2 separate regions of the Homo sapiens genome follow, and region 2 is linked to region 1. A link is an interaction called in ENCODE POLR2A ChIA-PET data of the cell type or tissue named here. Cell type or tissue: A673. All regions are shown on one strand. Links, peaks and the distances in the headings refer to the core of each region. The heading gives the core; the rest is flanking DNA. Region 1 has its middle 26 kb from the start of OR2K2. Region 2 overlaps LOC105376219 (a long non-coding RNA gene).

The links. ChIA-PET counts read pairs that join two places held together with the same protein. Peaks named below come from ENCODE experiments on the same cell type or tissue, not always from the same donor. Only the 100,000 strongest peaks of a DNase experiment are listed, where the experiment ranks them.
Region 2: POLR2A ChIA-PET joins it to region 1 with 6 read pairs; 4 of 35 experiments call an interaction of 5 or more read pairs at or near these places.

What each region holds. Positions count from the first base shown.
Region 1 is chr9:111,352,312-111,359,898 of GRCh38, forward strand. No RefSeq gene overlaps it. Among named protein-coding and RNA genes, the nearest start is that of OR2K2, 26 kb to the left of the region's middle. In A673, for the core only: no CTCF peak of the experiment used is centred there; a DNase peak (open chromatin) is centred at 4,460; H3K4me3 peaks cover 716 bases; H3K27ac peaks cover 598 bases.
Region 2 is chr9:111,268,910-111,276,496 of GRCh38, forward strand. It overlaps LOC105376219 (a long non-coding RNA gene), which reads right to left. Exons shown (of 2, transcript NR_188622.1): 2 at 3,634-4,056. It overlaps MIR7702 (microRNA 7702), which reads right to left and starts at 2,305; the gene lies at 2,247-2,305. In A673, for the core only: no CTCF peak of the experiment used is centred there; no DNase peak of the experiment used is centred there.

The DNA.
Region 1 (7,587 bases), core at 3,303-5,802:
TCCATTTACTTAGCTCTTCCTTAATTTCTTTCAGCAATATTTTGTAATTTCCCAGAGTGTAATTTTTGCATGTTTCATTAAATTCATTCCTAAAAATTCATTTTGAACAAATAATTTTCTATTGCAAATGAAACAGTTTTCTTAATTTCATTTACAGGTTGTCCATTGGTACAACATAGAAATAAGTGATATTTGTAATTAACTTATAAATTCAATTATTAATTGATCCTCAACCTTGCTGAACTCATTTATAGTTCCAATAGGTTTTTAGTGAATTCATTAGGATTTTCTATATACAACATGTTATCTGAAAATATTGTTATTTTACTTCTTTCCAATCTCGATGCCGTCTGTTCTGTTTACTTGACTAACTTTCCTAGATGGAACTTCCAGCATAATGTTTAAAGGAAGTAGCAAGAGTAAACACCCTTATCTCATTCCTGAGCTTAGAGGGAAAACATTTAGTCTTTCTTCATTAGGTATCATGTAACCCTATTAGGTACTATCATGTAGTCTTACAGTGTAAACTATGTGTTTTTTGTAGATCCCCCTTATTAGCTAATGAAGTTCCCTTTTATTCCAAATTGTTGAGTGGGGTGTGTGTGTCTGTGTGTGTGTGTGTGTGTGTGTGTAAAATGAAGGGGTATTGGATTTTATCAAATGCTTTTTCTGCATCTATTGAGATTATAATATGGTTTTTCTCCTTTATTGGTATGAGGCATTATATAATTTGATTTTCATGTTAAACCAACCTTGTATTCCTGAGATAAATCCCTCCTGGTCATGATGTATAATCATTTTTCTATATTGCTTCACTCAGTTTCTAGTATTTTGTTTGCAAGTTTTGTGTCTATACTTGTAAGAGAAATTTCTCTGTAGCTTGTTTAGTTTTTTCATCTATGTCTTTGTCCAATTTTGGTACTAGGGTAATACTGGTCTCATAGAACAAGTTAGGAAGTACTCCCTCTTCTATTTTTCTGAAGAGTGTGTAAATAATTGATATTCTTTTGATACAGGCATAACTATTATGTACCCATAATTTAAAATTAAAAAATTAAAAATTTTAAAAAGAACTGGCATTCTTTAAAAATGTTTGGTAGAATTCACCATCTGGGCCTGGACTTTTTGTTGCAGGTAGCTTTTTGAGTACTAGCTCAATTTCTTTACTTGCTGCAAGTCTATCCATACTTTCTATTTCTTCTGAGTCAGATTTAATTTTTTGATTTGTAGCTTCCTGGGAATGTGTCAATTTCATCTAAGTTATCTAATTTGTTGCCATACAGTTGCTCATAGTATTCCTTTATATTTTGGTTTATTTTTTAAGATTAGCAAATAGCAATATCTCTTTCATTCCTGTTTTAGTAATTCAGGGGGTTTTGCTTTTGGTCAGTCTACCTACAGATTTGCTGATCAACAATTTTGTTGATCTTTTCAAAGAACCAACTTTCAGTTTCTTTTTTTTTTTCTTTCCTATTCTCAATTTCATAATTTCTGCTCTGATCTTTGTTTCCTCCCTTCAGGTTTAATTTGCTTTTTCTTTTCCAATGCTTTAAGAGAAAGGTTTGGGATAGGTTTTTTGTTTGGTTTGGTTTTTTGAGTCAGGGTCTCACTCTGTCACCGAGACTGGAGTGCAGTGGTGCAATCATGGCTCACTGCAGCCTCGAAATCCTGGGCTCAAGCAATCCTCCTACCTCTGCCTCCCAGGTAGCTGGGACTACAAGTGCATGCTACCATGCCTGGCTAATTTTTAAAATTTTTCAGAGAGACATGGTCTGGCTACACTGCATAGGCTGGTCTTGAACTGCTGGCTTCCAACAATCTTCCCACCTCAGCCTCCTAAACTTCTGGGATTACAGGCATGAGCCACTGCACCTGGTTTTTATTACTATTATTATTATTACTCATACTCTAGTAAGATGGCTTTTTTTCAGTTATAAATTCCCCTCTAAGCACTGCTTTAGCTGCACTTCATAAGTTTTGGAATTTTGTGTCATTTTCATTCATCTCAAAGTATTTTCTAATTTCTTTGGTGATTTCCTCTTTGTTCCCCTGGTTATTCAGAAGTGTGTACTTAATTTCCACGTTTATAAATTTCTCAGTTTCATTCACTTATTAATTTCTATTTTCAATTCATTGTGATTATAGAGTATATTTTCTACGGTTTCAATACTTTCACATTTTGATAGGAATTGCATTGAATCTGTAGATCAACTTGGGAGTTGTGGCTGGTTTTACGGCCCATGGACTGTTAATCCCTGCCCCAAGACACGTGATAACTATATGTCAATGTAAGTTCATCAATTGCAACAAACACACCACTGTGGTACAGGATGTTGATAGTGGGCGAGGTTGTGCATGTGTGAGGAAAGGGAGTATATGGAAATAAACCTCCCTTTTTGAAAGAAATATTCTAAAGGTGTTTTTCATACTTTTCTTCTTCCCTTACATTTTTTATTTCTGGAGAATAGTTCTCAACAATGTAAACCTTCATTTCAAAACTCTATTTCTAAAATTCCTGAAATGGCCAGAATAATTCAATGTCAAATTAGAAAGATCATATCAGCAAAGAATAAGCTAGAATCCAATACCTAGGAATCCAAATGAGAGAAAGCAGAAGTTACAAGTGCAAATAAATATACCATATTCCACACTCCATATTTGAAGAACTAACTTTTAAAAACCTGAACTCTCTCATTTTTTGACCAGAGGCAAAATTACCTACCCATATTCTCCTCTTCACTTAAAACTCAAATGTATTCCAGGTGCAGTGGCTCATGCCTGTAATCCAACACTTTGGGAGGCCAAGGCAGGTGTGTCACTTGAGCTCAGGAGTTCGAGACCAGCCTGGGCAATGAACATGGTGAAACCCCATGTCTACAAAAAATACAAGAATTAGCTGGGCACAGTGGTGTGCGCCTGTAGTCCCAGCTACTTAGGAGGCTGAAGCAGGAGAATCAATTGAGCCCAGGAGTTTGAGACTGCAGTGAGCCATGATCATGCCACTTTACTCCAACCTGGGCAACAGAGTGCGACCCTGTCTCAAAAACAAAACAAACAAACAAACAAAAAAAAGTGGTTCAGGCCTTAATCCCAACACTTAGGGAGGCCGAGACGGGTGGATCACCTGAGGTCAGGAGTTCGAGATCAGCCTGGCCAACATGGTGAAACCCCATCTCTACTAAAAATACAAAAAATTAGCTGGATGTGGTGATGGGCACCTGTAATCCCAGCTACTCGGGAGGCTGAGGCAGAAGAATCGCTTGAACCCAGGAGGCGTAGGTTGCAATGAGCTGAGATGGCACCACTGCACTCCAGCCTGGGCAACAGAGCGAGACTCTGCCTCAAAAAAAAAAAACCTTGTTTTTTTAAGATTTATCTAAAACATAATTCAAACAGGCATTACTTTTTAGAGAAGTTTCAGGTTCAAAGCAAGATTGAGAGGAAGGTACAGAGTTCTCATATGCCCCCTACCCTCACACATGCACAACCTTGCCCACTGTCAACATCTTGTACCATAGTGGTAAGTTGGTTGCAACTGATGAACTTACATTGACATACAGTTATCACCTGAAGTTCATAGTTCGCCTTCGGGCTCACTCCTGGTGGTGTACATTCTATAGGTTTGGGCAAATGTACGACGACATATATTCACAACCGTAGTATTATACGGAGTATTTTCACTGCCTTAGAAATCCTCTCTGCTCTATTTATTCACCCTTCCCTTCCCCCAACTCCTGTCAATCACAGATCTTTTTACGGTCTCCACAGCTTTGCCTTTTCCAGAATGTCATATAGTTGGAACCATACAGGATGTAACCTTTTCAGATTGACTTCTTTCACTAATATAAACGTATGTTTTCTCCATGTTTTTAATGGCTTGATAGCTCTTTTTAGCACTGAATAATATTCCATTTTCTGGATATATCAGTTTATTTTATACTTTACCATTCACCTACTGAAGGACATCTTGGTCGCTTCCAATTTTTGGCAATTATGGATAAAGCTGCTATAAATATCCACGTGCAGATTTTGCATCGACACAAGTTTTCAATTTGCCTGCATAAATACCAATGAGCACAATCCAATGGTAAGGGTACGTTTAGCTTTGTATAGCTTTTTAAAAACAACAAATATTCTCAAACTCTATGTCCAGTATGGTGGAGTAACTTCCCAGAAGACTGCCTTGCATATAGAAACTATAAACACTGCATTCAAAACAAAACAAAACAAAAAAAACCCAAACAATTTTCTTAAGGCTCTAGAGTCGGAGTCGGGTAGATTTCGGCGGAGAGCCAAAACATGGAAGGGGCCGGCAGGGGGTGAGTTTTGGGGCTTTGTGGCTTTGTCCTTAGGGTAAAGCACAGTCAGCGTGGCACAGAACGGTGGAAGCTCCCACTGAAAATCACCCTCTCTCCAGCCTGAGGCAGGCAGAGCCCACTACAAAGTAAGGGGAAAATCCTGGATATAAAACAGCAGAGAAGAAGAACCCAAGTTTCTGTGTGTAACTCTGCCCAAGTCTGTGACTAATCTCTGAATCACTTACGTTCACGGCAGACTGCAAAAAGCTCAGCCAAAAAAAAAAAAAAAAAAAAAAGAGCTGAACTGAGATCTGAGCCACCTACCAAAGGGGAGATAGTTGGCAGTTTGAGTTTAACCATGTTCACTGCCTGCTCAAATTGAAAAGCAGCTCTTTGGAGGAACAGTCCAGAGTCTCCACGACATAACATGCACAATGTCTAAGAATGTTGGGTTACAGTCCCAAAATACCGGATATACAAAGAACCAGGAAATGATGTTGGAGGCCTGGGGGAGGCAATCAAAAAAGACCAAAGCCAAGATGATCCAGATGTGTAAGTATCAAATAAGAACTCAAAAGCAACTATAATTATGCTTCATGATGTTTTTTAAAATGTGAGAAAGATTAGAAATTGAAAATTTTAAAAAGAACAAATGGAAACCTTAGAATGGAAAATTAAAATATCTGAAATAAAGACTCACTAGATGGGCTTTAATATCAGAATAGACATGGTAGAGTCAATAAATTTAAAGCGAATTTTTAAAAAATGACTAAGACCTGTGGAACAATATCAAAAGATCTAACATATGTTTAACTAGAGTTCTAGAAAGAGAGGAGAGAGGATGGCACAGGGAAAAAAACATGTGGGTAAATGGCCAAAACAAAACAAAATTCACAATTCAGTAAAATTCACACATTTAGAAATTCAAAAATCGAAGCAAAACTTGAGGATAAATATGAAGAAAAGCACACCTAGGTACATCATAGTCAAAGTGCTGAAATCCAAAAATAGGAAAAATCATGAAAGCAGACAGAAAAAAACTACACACCACATCTAGAGAGCAACAATTTGCTCTGAGAACCTCAGAAATCATAATGGAAACCCTGAAGGCCAAGAAACACTGGGGCATCTTTACAGTGCTAAAATAAAATAAATACTCAAAAATACTGATGTTCAGAAAAGATATTGTATTTGAAGACTGTTCTGGAATCAAAAGTAGCGTAAAAGAATTATACATCTAACCACTAATACCCAACATTGGTCTTAAGAGTACTCTTTTCAAGAATACCCAAACAAACACAGATGTTCCTATTACCTGTTTTCTCACTGTCCTTTATCTTTTTCATAAAGGTTTTTTCAATACTACTTGAATGTAAAAGAAATGTATCATTTTTAAAGGTAAACACTTAAAACTTTGAGAAACTATCGTTTGAAAGGCTGTTTCCAACTTTTGTAGCATTATGGTTCACTTAAAAAAAAAGTTACTCTAGCTCCCTGGCTCCCACCTGTAATCCCAACACTGTGGGAGGCTGAGGCACATGGATCACCTGAGGCCAGGAGTTTGAGACCAGCCTGGCCAATGAGGTGAAACCCCATCTCTACTAAAATGCAAAAATTAGCTGGGTATGTTGGCAGGCACCTGTAATCCCAGCTACTCAGGAGGCTGAGGCAGGAGAATCCCCTGAACCTGGGAGGCAGAGGTTGCAGTAAGCTAAGATCGCACCATTGCACTCCAGCCTGGATGACAGAGTGAGACTTCGCATTTTAAAAAAAAAAAAAAAAAAAAAAAGTTACTGTAGTAAGCTAATTTGGAACCTGCTTGAAAGGAAAAAGAAAAGCATACCAGGAGGGAACGGCATAGGCTTGTTGGCTGCTCCAGAGAATAAGCAAGGTAACTCACTTTCACAGTCTAAATATTAAGATACATGGCTATGAATGTAAAATGTCAGAGGTACAGGCATATCCTATACTGTAAACTGCCAAGCAAATACTTAGCCATCTTCCACAGTCTAAACATTTGCTTGGCAGTTTACAGTATAGGATGTGCCTGTACCTCTGACATTTTACATTCATAGCCATGTATCTTAATCTTGGTCAAAAGAACTGTCTGTTGTTTTTGTATGTTCCTTAGGGGTTACTTTTATGAGAAAATCAAATGTTTCCATGATACCTTTCCTCCAAGCATCTGACAGCAGTTGTTCAGGGAGTCTTCCTTTTGTTTCTGCTTTGTCTTGCAGCTCCTAAACACTTAAGCCAGCAATTTCTACTTACCGGAGTTAGCTCAGAATATGGCAGGCAGTTGGGTTTTTAATTGTTTTTTAAGTATAACTAGTCAATGCCTTGGCAGTTGAGCTATTTTCCTGGAGAATTAATAAAAATTAATGCACTACTTCAAAAGAACAGATCATGCAGCTTTTATTTGCCATTTAATATCTTCTTGGGCATGGATGGGATTTTCCTTTCAAATATCTATCAGACACTTAGCTAGCTGGGACATACTGCAGACGATTCTGTGAAAGTCACATATAAAATACAAAATTCTGTTACATATACATCCATTTAACAATAGTTTGTACATTACAATAAGGCCAATGTCAAAGTAACTCCCTGGACTTAACAAGCAGCATGAATATATTGTGGCAGCAGCAGGTAGAAATGCCCCATGAAGGGCAGACAGTGTGCGCGCAGTGCAGTTGCTACCAGAGCGAAGACCAACAAGGGCACATCTTTTTTCTTTTCTGTCTTGTTAGTAAGTACGCAGTAAAAGATGGAAGGGGGAAGCAATGGGAATGCGGTGGCAGTTTTGCTGTGCAGGTAGACTGTATTACAGGGAGGCACATGGAATTATAAATTCAACACAAACTTCATTAAGGAAACAGCTGCTCTTTATCACCAAAAAGACAATTATATACTACTTTGATGATTCTGATTTCCAACTTGCCACACTCTGGGTATCTCCTTTTCACATATCAGTACATTTAAGACGATACATCTTGTGAACTAATTCCAGGAATAAGGAATTCAGTAGTAGACCCTACCAATCAGTTGCTTGTATGACAGGTAACACTATTTCTAGGGAGAAAAGAATCAAAATCTGTTTGGGGGAGCTCTGGAAAACAAAGGCCGATGATATAAACTTGCGTGAGTCCTTCTGCCATTTGTTCACCAGCGAACATTCCACAATTACAAGCTCTGTTATTAACCCTTTTAAATAAATATAGGTACACATGCACACCAAAGATAAGGGGCATTGTGAGACAATAATTTAGCATTACTAGCTGTGTGAATG
Region 2 (7,587 bases), core at 3,056-5,555, 84 kb before region 1:
GGATGCGAATGGGGATTGTAAATATGGGATAGAGTTTCCACACACATGCATGTGAGACCTCTCATTGTATAAGACAGACCTAGAGTGAGAAGAGAAGGCAGAGCCAGAATATGAACTGCAAGACAGGTTCTCCCTGCTGCTATGTTCAGAAGCAAAACTTGCAGAAGTCCAAGACCCCTGACCTTCCAAGTCATTATGAAGATATATTAGTCAAGGTAGGTGGATAGAAGGTATTTTATTAGCTTGAAGTATCACTTGTGAATATTTAGACAGCATAGCATGTGGGCACTCACTTGTAGCCTTGCACTGGGCTCCACCAATTTTAGAAGTGGGCCTGAACTTACACCTACAGAGAACTGTACTGGTAGAGCAGGTCTTTGGTGCACCCAACAGAGAAAGCAAGGAGAGGCAATATCAGGAGTCAGGCAGGCAAAGGGGGAAGAGTAGTGAGAGTTTCTGCACACACATGGCATATCCAGGAATTAGCTCTTAGATAAAACAGATGAGAAAAATAAATTCTGAGCGTAGAGCTAAGTTTTGAGCCTTAACTAGAGATGGCATGAGGAAGCAGCCATGCAGAGTCCTAAGAAAGAAGTCTGGGCCAGCATCCAGGAGAACACGCCAAGCAGGAAGAAATAGACAGGAAGCCAATTCCACACCAGGCATCATTTTCGGACTCTGGGAGTGCCACTCATGATGCTTACAATGTGAATGGTGCCCTGGGGTTAGTACAATGCTGCAGCAAGGCAGCAAGGCTAGCAACAATAATTCCATGTTTCTACAAATATAGGATGACCCTGCAAGTGACAGCAATGTCAGCTATTCCTCTTGTGCTTGTGTCACCTGAATATCAATGAACAGGGTCTGCAGTGTAAGATTCTAGCGATGGAAGTCTCCAGAGGTGGTGGGAGCTGTTGACTGGGCCCATGCTGAAATAACATTGCATCAACCACTTGTAAATGCCAAATTCCACAATGGTAGGAAGGCCAACTGAGTAAAAGCTGACTGGGTATTCTGTCTAGTCTGTTACATGTCCCAAGAGAAATGAAGCAGGGGACATCCTTTCTAAGTCATGCTCAAAATCAAGAAACACAGATAAGTCAATGCCCAGTTCTGTCTAAAGACAGAAAATTTTCCAGTCAGAATATATATGCTAACAAAAAAATCCTTGGACAATCTCTCAGGAATTCCAATGTATCACAGAATGTATGTTAGTGAAGCTAAGTGTAGTCAAAGGATTGATTCTGGAATCACAAATCCAGGTTCCTGATAGTAAGCAACAGAAACTAACAAAAGCTAGTGTAAGCAAAAATGATGATGATGATGATGATGATGATGATGATGATGATGATGATGATGGAATGCTTTGGAGGAGCTCTCTGAATTGAAGGGAAGTCTAGTAAATTAGTCTTGGAAAAGACAAACCCTATAAACACACCAAGGGATCTCATTTAGAAAAAATCTTAGGAAACTAGAAGGGTGGATAAGTTTCAATGATTCTCAGTACTTTTTTCTCTATATACAGGAGTCATATTTCAGAGAAAAAAAAGCATTCAACTGGCCTAGTCAAGACTATTCATATACGTAGTGTATAGGAATTAGGGAAAACAGGATACCTTGACTAACACTCCTACAAAACTGCATCAAATAGGGAAAGTAAAATTCCCCTCCAAAAGAAGGTGAAATGGACACAAGGCAGCCAAAAATTAGTAAAGGTCATTGCAGCTACTTATTACATTTGTGAATTTAGGTAAACCATTTACCCACTTGGATTTTCTGCTAAAATGTGACATCATAGGTCAGAGATCTTTGTCTCACTTTCTCATTGATGTATCCCAATTGCCTCAGGTGAAACCTGACACATGGAGGATGCTTCATGAATACTTGTTGAAAGAATGACTCTCTCCAAGACTCTTCCCACAGTTAAAATGGAGATGTCTTGTAGAGTCCACAAAATGTCTAGTACATTGCTATAACATAGTAGCTGCTCAAAAAATTCTGATTATAGTTACTGTTTTTATTAGGATAAATAGTACTAGAATAATTTGCTATAAACAACGTAGAAAAATTCCAGTGTTAATATATCCAAGTTACTCTATGGAATCCCAACACAAAACAAAAGTTATTCATTATGAATTCAATGAAGCCTGTTACCAAATCCTGGGACAAAGTAAATGATTTGACCGATGATGTAGTCATATGAACAGAAATGAAAAAGTGAATTTAAAAAGACTCGCATTGGTGCCACACTTAGACTACCAGACTCCCTGAAACTGCATGTCCTCAGGGAGTCTGGCAGTCTAAGAGTGGCACTAAGTGTCATTAGTGCCAGACCCAAAATATAATAACCTGATTATCTCTGGGCTTTCAATAATGATGTCATTCTTTTCTTTCATTCTTAGTTGATTTAATTTTCCTTACTACATAGCAGATATTCCAATAATTTTCATAAGTCTCTGCAAGACCCCATTTCCACCTAGACTCCAAATCATATTCCCCCTGCTTTTTCCTGGGCATTATTTCAGCAATCATCTCTTCTTTACTGGGTCTTCAATCCCCAACACACCCCCACCGTTTCAAGTTTCCCTTTTCTCAGACTACAAAACAGCTCACTATTCCCTTTCCTAAAACTACTTTTATGACATTTATTCTCCTTCAATTACTGTATCTTTTCTGCCTTTGCTTTCATTGACAATCTGCTTTGCAAGTTCTCTACACTCAGTCTCCTCTTCCCACTCACTCTTCAGCTCATTGAAACTGTCTCCTGCCCCCTCCACCCTTTTGAAGCTTTTGAGACAGAAGTAGGCCCTGCTGAGTGCTAGATCCAGGTCTGCTACTTCCATGGCCCCCACCCCAGTCCCCTCTTCAGTATCTGAGCATTCAATTCTAGTTGTATTTTCTGGCTTGTTCTCTCGGCAAATATACATTGAGTACCTATTAGTCACCATCCTGGGTACCAGAAATATAAAAGTGAATAAGATCTAAATGCAAAAATGATCTAAACGCAACAGTGATCTAAATGGAATGTGGTATCCTGGCTTGAATTCTAGAATAGTGAAAGGATATTTGTGGAAAATCTGGCGAAATCTGGATAAAGTCTGTAGTTTAATTAATAGCATTGTACTAATGTAACTTCTTAGTTTTAACAAATGTACCCTGGTTATGTAAAATGATAATGTTAGGGGATGCTGGGTGAAGGATATATGAGAATTTTCTATAATATCTTTGCAACTTTTCCATAAATCTAAAATTATTCCAAATTGTAAAAGTCTTAAAAATTGAGTAAGGTATGTTCCCTGCCATCAGTGAGCTCACAGTGATACACAATCTTGGGATAAATGAGGCAAATTGTGGGAGAAAAACTATGAACTACCGATTCTTCCATCGAAAATGAATGCAATCTGCCTTTTTTCCCCATCATGAGTTGTACAATTTTGTATGCATCTATGTACCACACTGTAAATATTTCATGAGGACAGGACAGAGGAGTATCTAAAGGTGAATTTTTTCACAGTTCTAAATAATACATTTTGAGGCTTTGGGAGGTCTCAGATTGATCGAAGCCAACCCTAGCTAAATCACTCCACTTTCTAAGACGTTGAATTTAAACATATTACTTACATACTTTCTTTGTTCTTTTCAAGGCAAATAGTTTAATGTTTGAGGGAGTAGTAGGCCAAATAGAGGTGATTTTTGTTGTTGTTGTTGTTGTTGTTGTTTAGCCTTCTTATTGTCTGGCTGCCAGGGTTCCTGGAAATGGGATTTTTAACGAGCTTTTTTTTTTTTCTGGAGAAGACTTTGATGTGGTTGAAAATTTATTCTCTCTCGAGCGTAGGCAGGGCACCAATTAACCCACACAGAGTGCCCTTGCTGTCCTCCCAGCTTGGAGTTTATTACACTTACCATGTAGTGTATAACACTATTATCCCATCTCCTTTGTGCTTCCCTCCTGTGGACTCAAAGCAATTTCTTAAGCAGCTTTCTGCTGTCTCTCTCCGTCTTTTAAATATCTCCATTTTGCTTTTTTCCATAAATAATCTTCTGATTGCAATGGGGCTGGAAGAGAGAGGAAAGGTGAAATAGGAGAGCTGCTTCTTCAACCAGCTGATTGAGCCAGGAATAATGGTGGTTTTAATCACTTCAAAATCCATTTATGCAGAACCTACAACATGATAGACATAAGGGTACAGAGATGAATAAATAAGAAATGGGACTAAGGACTTGCAATTTTATGGTGGAAAGTGTCACATACCTAAGTACAGAACAAGGCAGAGAGAAATGAAGGCTACAATTATTTCCCCGGTATTTTTTTAAGTGACAGTTACATTAAAGAATTGTTTTTGTACTACAATGACATTGCTCTTGGTTAAATGGAAATAAAGCAACTCTGTGACTCTAAGACCTTCAGTTTGATGGTCGGAAAAAGAACTAAGAAAGTTAAAGAAAAGTAATTTAAATATGAAAGTTGGAAGCATCAGGCCAAAATGTGCAGGGTCTCAAGTTGCCAGCATTCTGTTCTCCACTACTGCTCCAGTGGGCTGACTCAACATCTCTCTTCCTTCTCCATTTAGGGTTTCAGATTTTTCTTTTTAATAGAGACAAGGTCTTGCTTTGTCGCCCAGACTGGAGTGCAGTGGTGTGATCATAGCTCACTGCTGCTTACGCTCCGGAGCTCAACCTCCTGCCTCACGCTTCCCAGTAAATGGGACTACAGGTGCACACCAACAAGCCCAGCTAATTTTTTAGTTTTTTGTAGAGATGATGGTCTCACTATGCGGCCTAGGCTGGGCTGGCTTCAAGTGATCCTCCTGCCTCAGCCTCCCAAAGCATTGGGATTACAGGAATGAGCCACTATGCTTGGAGAGGAAATTAAAAAAAAATTTTTTTTCATTAAAAAGTTCAGTTCTGGCTGGGCACGGTGGCTGCTCACGCCTCTAATCCCAGCACTTTGGGAGGCCGAGGTGGGCAGATCACCCGAGGTCAGAACTTCGAGACCAGCCTTGCCAACATGGTAAGGCCCTGTCTCTACTAAAAATACAAAAATTAGCCAGGCTTGGTAACATGTGCCTGTAATCTCAGCTACTCAGGAGGCTGAGGCAGGAGAATCGTTTCAACCCAAGAGGCAGAGGTTGCAGTGAGCCAAGATCACGCCACTGCACTCCAGCCTGAGTGACAGAGCAAGACTCCATCTCAAAAAAAAAAAAAGTTCAGTTCTCCCTTTGGGAGGCCAAGGAGGGAGTATTGCTTGAGTTCAGAAGTTTGAGACCAGCCTAGGGAACATAGGAAGAACCCCATCTCTACAAAAAATTAAAAAGTAGCCAGTCATGGTGGCACACAACTGTTGTCCCAGCTACTCAGGAGGCTGAGATGGGAAGATGGTTTGAACCCAGGAGGTCAAGTCTGCAGTGAGCCATGATCATGCCACGGCACTCCAGCCTGGGTGACAGAGCGAGACCCTGTCTCAAAAAAAAAAAAATTTTATATATATATATATATATATATATATATATATATATATATATATATATAGTTAAAGAAGTTCAGACCTTCATGACATGGCAATACCTATCTGCAAGGGAGGCTAGTAGGTGGAGTCTGTAGCTGAGCAGTCACCTGGTCTTCTGCAATTCCTATCACTAATAGGAAGGTGGAGAGAATGGATACTTAGGGAGAATTGGCAATCTCTGCTGGGGGGGGCGGGGCCGAAGAATGAAGAGTGTTAATGCCCTGAATTGAAATTTTTTTGTTTGGTTTAGACTCTTTCCTGGTTTCTAAGCCTACATATTCAGATACATACAGGACATTTCCACTTGGATATCCAACAGGCACTTGAAACAGCATGCATGGTGATTGTCCTCTAGATTCCGTTAATCTCCCCTGATTCCTTTAATAATGGAACACCAGAATTTTCAATGGTACATAGCCGCCCAAGTGAAAACATTTTCTGGCCTCTCTTACATCTAGCTATGGTGTTTGGATTAAGATTGATCAACAAATGTGAGCAGAGTGAATGTAAGCAGAAATGATGAGCTCAGCCTCTGAATCACTCCCCCAAAGAAAAGGTGTGTGTGCAGTGTGTCCATGATGGCCAGGGCTGGAGCAATTATCCCAGATCTTGATATGAAAACCACATGTTGTGAATGACAGAAAAAAAGGGTAGAAGGAGCCTAGGTCTCCAAAAGTTTTGAGCTGCCTGAGCCACCTATTCTGACATTTAAAGAACTGAAAGATAAACTTTATCTTTCTTTAAGCAATTGTATTTGGAGGTGTCTATCATAACACCTCAACCAGGAACCCTAACTACCTCTCCAGTGCCTCTAAGTATATGACCACAAAAGTTTCTGAGTTTCCTGAGCCAGAACAAATAAGTCATCCCTGACTTCCTTTCTCTTCTTCATGTCCAATACCAAACATGCCCATTTCTGTCCATTTTACCTCCTAAATATTTTAGTCCATCTTTGTTCTAATCCTAACTAATAATGCCTGGGTCCTGCTTCTCTTGCTTGGACATGTTTATAGCTGCTCTTTCCACCTCTAGCCTTGTCTACCGTCAATCCATTCTTCCAAGGCACAAATAGAATCACACCTCCCTCTGTCTGAAATCCCTCAATGATTCCCCATTCTCTACAGGATCAAATCCAAGCTCTTTAGCAAGACACTCAAAGCTCTTCATGATGTGGCCCCTGTTCAGCCAGCTGATCTCTCATTATGGCCCCGACATACCACACTACTTTCTATATCAGCGCTTTTGCATATACTATTGCCTCTGCCTGAAAATCTCTGTACTTCCCTGTCTTCATTAAAAAAAAAAAAAGTTTTCTTCTTTAAAACCTAGCCAGATACTGGCTGCAATGTGCTGCTTTTTCATTTTGTGCATGATTGAATTGTTATATTTCTCACATTCAGCAATACATTGCTCCTTTATATCCTGTAAGTTCATTGAAAGCCCAGACTGGAGTGCAGTGGTGCGATCTCGGCTCACTGCCACCTCCGCCACCCAGGTTCAAGCAATCCTCCTGCCTCAGCCTCCCAAGTAGCTGGGATTACAGGTGCGTGTCACCATGCCTGGCTAATTTTTGTATTTTTAGTAGAGGCGGGGTTTCGCCATGTTGGCCATGCTGTTTTTTGTTTTGTTTTGTTTTGTTTTGTTTTGTTTTGTTTTGTTTGAGGCAGGTTATTACTCTGTCACCCAGGCTGGAGTACAACGGCGTGAACTCAGCTCCCTGCAACCTCTGCCTCCTGGGCTCCAGCGATCCTCCCACCTCAGCCTCCCGAGTAGTTGGGACCATAGGCACGCGGCACCATGCCCAGCTAATTTTTTGTGTTTTTAGTAGAGACAGGATCTCACTATGTTGCCCAGGCTGGTCTCAAACTCCTGAGCTCAAGTGATCTGCCCACCTCGGCCTCCCAAAGTGCTGGGATTACAGGCATGAGCCACCACACCTGGCCATGAATCTTATTCATTTCTGAATAGCAAGTTGTGAGATTCAATATGAAATAGATTGATAGATGAACGGATGAATGGAAGAATGGGTGAAAACACTAAATGAAAGAAGATTAGAAAACAGATTGAAAATACAGTGTACC